Regions from separate parts of the Homo sapiens genome. Here region 1 is linked to region 2. The links are chromatin contacts, found by Hi-C or POLR2A ChIA-PET in ENCODE. All regions are on one chromosome and are shown on one strand. The core of a region is the stretch at or near the end of the contact, and the rest is flanking DNA. Distances in the headings are between cores, read along the strand shown.

What was found. A loop is a pair of places that touch in the nucleus more often than their neighbours do. ChIA-PET counts read pairs that join two places held with the same protein, here RNA polymerase II (POLR2A). Pooled maps may share reads with other maps.
Region 1: a loop to region 2 is called in a pooled map, with 2.1 times the contacts of the local background. The contact joins two enhancer-like sites. A Hi-C loop is called at or near these places in 1 of 50 pooled maps. POLR2A ChIA-PET finds 5 or more read pairs at or near these places in 2 of 52 experiments (WTC11 and activated CD4-positive, alpha-beta T cell).

Annotation. Positions count from the first base shown.
Region 1 is chr12:89,719,649-89,723,458 of GRCh38, forward strand. All of the region lies in intron 2 of LOC107984543 (a long non-coding RNA gene), which reads left to right. Among named protein-coding and RNA genes, the nearest start is that of ATP2B1-AS1, 13 kb to the left of the region's middle. Within about 2 kb of position 2,108, at least 3 of the 41 ENCODE cell types and tissues checked have a DNase peak (open chromatin) inside an H3K27ac peak, as active enhancers do.
Region 2 is chr12:89,662,405-89,666,257 of GRCh38, forward strand. All of the region lies in intron 1 of ATP2B1 (ATPase plasma membrane Ca2+ transporting 1), which reads right to left. Among named protein-coding and RNA genes, the nearest start is that of ATP2B1, 45 kb to the right of the region's middle. Within about 2 kb of position 1,272, at least 3 of the 41 ENCODE cell types and tissues checked have a DNase peak (open chromatin) inside an H3K27ac peak, as active enhancers do.

The sequences.
Region 1 (3,810 bases), core at 858-3,357, 58 kb after region 2:
GAAAATGGACTAATACAATAACTCTCCCAGAATGTATACTGAGGTAAAATATCATAGGAGTGAAGATGAATGTAACGTTTTCAGAAAAACACTAGGAACATACTTCTCACAAACCAAAAGAGCAGAGTTCCCATCCCAGCACTTTGGGAGGCCGAGGTGGGTGGATCACCTGAGGTCAGGAGTTTGAGACCAGCCTGCCCAACATGGCGAAACCCCATCTCTACTAAAAATACAAAAAATCAGCCAGGCGTAGTGGTGCATACCTGTAATCCCAGCTACTTGGGAGGCTGAGGCAGAAGAATCACGTGAACCTGGGAGGTGGAGGTTGCAGTGAGCCAAGATCATGCCACTGCATTCCAGCCTGGGCGACGAGCAAAATTCCATCTCAAAAAAAAAAAAAAAAAAAAAAAAGCAGAGTTCCCAAGAAAGTCACTCCTTTCATAAACATTTGAAGTTTCTGCGTACCCTGTTGGATGTCTGCATAGGCACAGATGTGTTGACATATCTGTTTTTAACTTAGGAGAGTAAAGAGAAATGGAGAGGGGAGCCAGAGTGAGAGGAAGAGTGGAAGGAGAGTCATCTTTTTGTCCCCACCATGTGGCTTGGCATAGATGCTTAAGTTTCCTTGTAAGACAGCTTGGAATGAAGCTGCCAGCCAGGTGAGAGCACCTATCAGGAGACTACAGGGTGCAGCTCCAGAGAAGAGAGTTACAATGAGGAACAAGAGGTTGGTAAGAAGCCTATCTCATATGATAGGAGACAGCAGTACAAGGCCTTGCTGAGCTCTTCCAGAAACTCCCACATAGACCCACTAAAAAGTCAGTGTTTGGTTGCCTGCCACATTAAAAGTATTGACAGGCCGGGCGCGGTGGCTCACGCCTGTAATCCCAGCACTTTGGGAGGCCGAGGCGGGCGGATCACGAGGTCAGGAGATCGAGACCATCCCGGCTAAAACGGTGAAACCCCGTCTCTACTAAAAATACAAAAAATTAGCCGGGCGTAGTGGCGGGCGCCTGTAGTCCCAGCTACTTGGGAGGCTGAGGCAGGAGAATGGCGTGAACCCGGGAGGCGGAGCTTGCAGTGAGCCGAGATCCCGCCACTGCACTCCAGCCTGGGCGACAGAGCGAGACTCCGTCTCAAAAAAAAAAAAAAAGTATTGACAGCCAGAGGGGATTTCGATAGAGTCTAGCCAAGCAAAGGGACTGCCCTTGTCTTCTCCACCCTCCGTGCCCTCAACACTGGAAGAGCCACAGCTTCCAGAAGGGAAAGGGGAGGGGAGTAAAATGCAGATACTGAGTGAGCACTCTCCAATCCTCAATACACACAGACAGTGATGGGGGAGAGAACCTTTTACTCAGATAGAGATTTAAGATTTTAACAGTAGTAGATTAAAATTTCATTGATAGGCAGTAGAAGGCTTTGCTGGCCTCATCTAAAAACTCCCAGAAGAGTTCAAAGGTCCCAGAAAGTTAAAGGCTCTGCTTCAGATGTTGTTGAGGAACAGGTGTGGAGTATTCATTGGCTCATGGTTGAAATCAGTTGTTCAAGAAAAATACCTCATTGAGCTGAGCTTGAGGCCCTAACCAAATAGGTAGGCAAATGAAATCAGAGTAGGAATAAACACGAGTGAATTGGAAGACATGAAGCAGTTACAGATCACAGATACACGAAACACAGCTTAGGTAGCTTTCCAGAAAGAGGGCTGATGTGACAGGTAAGGACGTACTTGAGGTAGAGACAGGGCGGGAGAATCAATTTTAAAATTTTATATATAAAACTGCTGAATGATTAACACCATGAAAACCTGGCAATGAGCTATGTCTGGTCAGATGCACCTTCCTATTTCTACTCTCAAGACCTACAAATGCTGATTTCTTCATGACATTTCTTTATGGTAATGATGGAGAAATTTCTGGAGACAACTTGTCACAGAATTAAGTTGTCCAACTTACTCTCCCCATCGGGCTATTGTGAATTTCCTGGTTCCCGACCACCTGCCGGGTTCTGACCATTTACTTCCTTTCCTCTTTTGGAGCCGGTATCCTCCAGGTCCACATTGTTTGCCCTGAACTCCAATAACTACCTTCTTATTCTTCTTGCTTGCCCAATTGCTGGCCCAATGATTAGACTTACTTCTCATATCTATTTATACTCACTTCTGCTTACTTGTTGCTTAGTTTCTGACCTCACTGGCTCGTCTTGAACTTTGTTTATGCCTGTTTCTGAAAAAAGAAAAAGTCCTGATGACTGATTCCCTTACCTTGTCAAAATTCTCAACTCTGCTGAATTTCTGGCTTTTCCAGTTCCAAATTCTAGCCAATTTGTAATGCTTGGCTATCCTTTATCACAATCACAGCATTAAGAGTTGACTGTATTTTTCTATTATCGGTTTCATTTCTTATTTTATTCAACTAATTTGTTTTTTAAAAAGTACACATTTCTCAAATGCCTTCTTTCAATGTAAGCTATAGAAAGTCACTCTACTGTCAAACACAAAGTTTACCAAGCAAAATTGCTTTTCCCAATACAGTCTTGTTTATAGGACTTCAAGAACACTTCTACCTAAATAATCTATCACAAAGAATGAAGATTTAATCATTTTGATTTGGTCATAATAAGTTCTCTTTGGGCTGTTACTGATATAAATACATAACTTCTGTATTTGTGTTAACGTTTTGGAGGGTGGCCCTAGTCTAACTAAAAATCATGTTTTTAGTTCTTTGATTTTCTTACATATATATATATTTTTTTAAGACGCAATCGGGGCTCACTGCAACCTCCATCTCCCAGGTTCAAGTGATTCTCCTGCCTCAGCCTCTCGAGTAGCTTGGACTACAGGTGCACACCACCTTGCCCAGCTAATTTTTGTAGTTTTAGTAGGGACGGGGTTTCACCATATTGGCCAGGATGGTCTCCATCTCTTGACCTCATGATCCACCTGCCTTGGCCTCCCAAAGTGCTGGGATTACAGGCGTGAGCCACCATGCCCAACCTATATATTGTTTTAATGCTTGCTTTGCATACATGTTTACATTTAAATTTTGCATCACTTTCCAACAGTGATATAAATTCTCATTATCCTTAATCATTCCTTTTTGTGTCTCTAAAAATGAAGTGTTGGGCACTTAATATCCTCGTATTTTTCTTAGTTCTGTGTCTTAGACATTTCTTCCAGATTTTTAGAACCTTTTCCATTACTATTATAAATAGAAAAATACTAAGATGCCTCCCTCATTTAACTCTTTTGTTTTTAATCTCCAAGAATTCAAATGGTAAAACTAGGTATATTATATAAATGTGTATATATTCTTTGTTTTTTTTCGCATTGGACATTTATCGTTAAGTTTTTAAATATTAGGTATAGATAATTATCTGTATGTATGTATGTGTGTTTTTTTTATAATTCAAACAATACAGATATATATAGTGTAAAAAGTGAAAGATCCCTGTAATCATACCCCAGCATAACCAGGGTAAAAAGTTGTTATTTTTCCAAAGTGGTTCTTGCTGTGGGGACATACAAGGAAATAGAGGATACAGCATAGAGTGTCTGGACTTAGGGAACATATACATCTAGTGGTGCTGACAAGTGAAACAGCAAGAGAGAGAAGTCCAAAGAAAAACATAAAAATGTGACAGTGTAATACATGCTGTATCAATTCATCCTGAAGGAATTCAAGTTAATTGGAAAGAATATTATGAGAAAGATAAATCTGAAACTTAGCTTTGAGAAGGAGGCAACATAATGTTAGAAAGAGCCTGAGCTTTGATATAAGGATTCCAACTCCATTTCTGAAATTTATCAGCTGT
Region 2 (3,853 bases), core at 22-2,521:
AGAATGGTAAAGAGTTTATTCTACAAAGTTTTGGTACATTCAAATTATTTCATTAAAATGCTTTAAAGAAATCAAGGAATGACTCAAATTTAAATTTACTCAAGTCACATTTTTCACTTCTTAAGGGGCTTAAAGAAAACATACACACTCACATAAAAGATCATTAAACCTATACTGCTTGTTTAGAAAAGTAATTTATATTAGATGAGTAAAGAATAACATATAAACAAGAGTAAATTCACCAAAGGATTTTAGTTTTATAGAGCTGATAAAGCAGAAAATAAGCATTATCTAAAATGCCTGATTTATTAGTCTCAAAGGATTCCTAAATACCATCCCTGTGTCTGTGTTGACTAAAATTAGTCCTACTCCCCTAAGTAACTTACTTATCTAGTAGACTCTTCCAGAGGCAGAGACTAAGTACAGTACTTTAAAGGGCAAGTTACAGCTGCTGTCAGTTATAAACTTGGCATGAACACTTTAGCAAATCTCTCAGGGTGGGAAACAACTAGATTAGAATAAGGAAGGCATTAATTTGTTCTTCTATTATAGCCTTTATCACACAGCTGCAATGATTTGTTTACCTCTCTGTCCTTCCCAGTGAACTGTAACTCATGGGAGAATCTGTGCCATTCATTTTTAACCCCAGCACTGTCTGGAACATAGTAGGTACTCTTGAACCATAAGCTAAAATAAATTTGAAAAACAGATTTTACAATGGAAGCAACCACAATTTAAATAGCAGAGCTAAACAAAACTTCCTAACACTGTTTAAAAGAATATGTTAGGTGTTAGATGAGTTAAGAGAAAGTCACAGCTTTCAAGGAGTTTTCAAACCATCTTGGTATGCCAGATATATTATAGCTTTCCTTTAAATCCTTTTAGACAACAGAATAAGTTAAAGGATATTTCAGATTTTAAAAGGAATTACACGCCTGCTACATGGCAAAGTTTTTTAACCAGGGTCTTAGATTCTTGAGGGTATGCAAAGAAATAATACTGAATTATAATATTTCATACAGCCTGAAAGAAACAATACATTTATTTGAAAAATAATTTGTTAGGGTTACCCATGCTAAATAAAAATCTGCCAAATCAACATGGTAATAAAGTTGGCAAGGTCTAAATAATAATGAATACAATCTTACCCAGTAAATACCATTTGGTAAAAAAAACACTTAACTCCACATCTAACTAACATCTGCTCCAAAATTTGCTGTTTCTACACTATCTCCCACTCATAAATCAACCCATGACAATCTAGCTTCCTCTTTTATGCTGCGTTGAAACTACTCTTCCAGGTGACCATTGATCCTGTTCTTAAATCTAATGGACACATTTAGCCCTAATCTAACCTACTAGCAACCTTTGCTACTGTTAACCACTCCCTATTGAAATGTTCTTCTGCCTTCATTTCTCTGATGTCTGACTCTTATTCTCACTACACTGTCATCTCTAGCTGCTTGTTTTCACTTTCCACTGTCCTTTTTTTCGAAGAAGTCAAAGCAGTCAGTAGGGAGGGGCTGGATGGCACAGCAGCCTTTATAATTGCTTTCATCTGTTTTTAGTCAGAGTAAACGAGATTCGTTTATTGATAATAATAAAAATTTATTTGCATGTGCATTTACAGGGCCTATTTATTTTGTTTCTCTCATATTTCAGAATTCCACAATTCAATTAAAATGATGAAACCACAATGTAACAGTCTGGCTCAGTGAAAGTGTAAAAAAGAAAAAACCACCCAGGTTTTCTTATCCTAAAGGCCCAAGCACAGCTCCTGTTTCCCACACCCTTTAGTCTATAAAGAAATATGCCAGCCCAAAGCAGAATAGGTGACTCACCTCCCTCCCTGGGGCTGTTAGATAACTATTTTGGCTTTTGATAGCTGTCATTTTCAGTACAGATTATTCATTCATGCCAACAAAGTACTTAATTAAGCAGAGTATATGATAAAATTTTAATGTGAATGATCTCAAACACAGGTATCTTGAACTATAGAAATTTTTGGTCTACGGTCAAGTCAGTTGGTATCATCTTATCCCAAACATTTATGATAGCTGTCTCTTGGGAGGTTGGTCTAATTTTGCAAGGTTATACTTACAAAACCAAAAACAATCCCTCTGAATTTACCAAAACCAGAACAAACTTAAAAGTTAACACACTACAGATTAGTGGTTCTTAAACTTCAGCATGCATCAGAATCACCTCAATCACCTGTGAAAACACAGATTCCTGAGCCTCACTCAGTTGATCGAACACTTCATGAGACTGTCTAACAACTTCTCAGATAACAGTGATGCCAATGCTACTGGTCTGGAGAGCCACTACTGACAGAAAGTGTAGCCTCAACCTTGACTAGGGAACAAACTGCTGGATTGTCACCTTGATCCAAAAGTTTCCTCAAACAAATATAAGCAAATTACTTATGGTTCTTTATTATGCTATTCTTTTTTTTTTTTTTTGAGACAGTGTCTCGCTCTGTTGCCAGGCTGGAGTGCAGTGCACTCAGCTCACTGCAACCTCCGCCTCCTGGGTTCAAGCGATTCTCATGCCTCAGCTGGGATTACAGGCATGCACCACCATATCCAGCTAATTTTTGTATTTTTAGTAGAGATGGGGTTTCACCATGTTGGTCAGGATAGTCTCGATCTCCTGACTCCGTGATCTGCCCGCCTCGGCCTCCCAAAGTGCTGGGAGTACAGGCGTGAGCCACCACACCCGGCCTATTATGCTATTCTTGATGTGCATGGATAACTGAAAGCAGACTACTTTCTAAAAATATTACTTGAGTTGATTTTTTTGTGTGTTTTGATTTTTAGTACCAAGTATACTAATATTTTTCCATTTAAGCCTTATAATACACAAATATACATAAACACTGCAAATAATTTCTTTTATTCAAAAAATGTGGAGACTCATATTGATACATTCTGAACATATGTTAAATTACTTTAAACACCTAAAAAAATTAAATTTTTAAAAGTTTAACAGAGAATCTTAGGTACCTACTTTCTTTTGCTCTCCCAGAAAATAAACTACTTTGTTTTCTCCTATTCTATTGTTCTATTTAGGCATTTTAGAAACCTTTCATCTTTACAGTAAGTTTCCTAGTAAAATAAGCTTTTGAAAAGCTCAAAAAATAAAGTTAATTTTATATAATCCTGTGCAGTTTACCAAATATAAGAACATACTATATCTCCAGTTAAATATGAGAACCAAATGTTCTATCATTTTCCAGTCTCACTGGTGTTGAAATTTTCAGCTATAGTCAAAGAAGAGATTTCTAAATTAAAACTGTGTTTTTCCTTCTGTTCAGGAGCTAGAAGGCAACATGAACACTTGAATGTCACACCAGCTGCTCTGTCGGCCTACTCAGTTCTTAAGAGCTTCTATCCTGTCAATTCACAAGAACCTACACTTACATGCTTAAGGAAACAGGATGCTCATTATGTCACTGAAAAGAGCTCACAAAAATAAAGTTGGCAATATTGAGGGAGGCATAACTCTTATCTGTAAATTTAACATGAGCTTTCTGTTTTCTTAATTAAAAACTCTAGATTTCAATAAGATTTATTACAGTTCTTCACCAACTGAATAGAGAACTAAGGGAAGAAGGCACTTTCCCATTTCTTTATCTCGTTCTATTTATATAGTTTCATAGTTGATGATCTTTTGCAATTTCCAGCTGTGATTATTAAAGAACAGTTCAGTAAATCAATACTCACTTCTGCAAAACATTTAAATAATCTGGTTGGAAAATAAGGTAAATTCTATTTTAAGAGGATATCAGACAAGAATTTATTTATGGTTAACTCACCAAAGTGCAAAGAATATGGGCAACAGGGATGTGTTG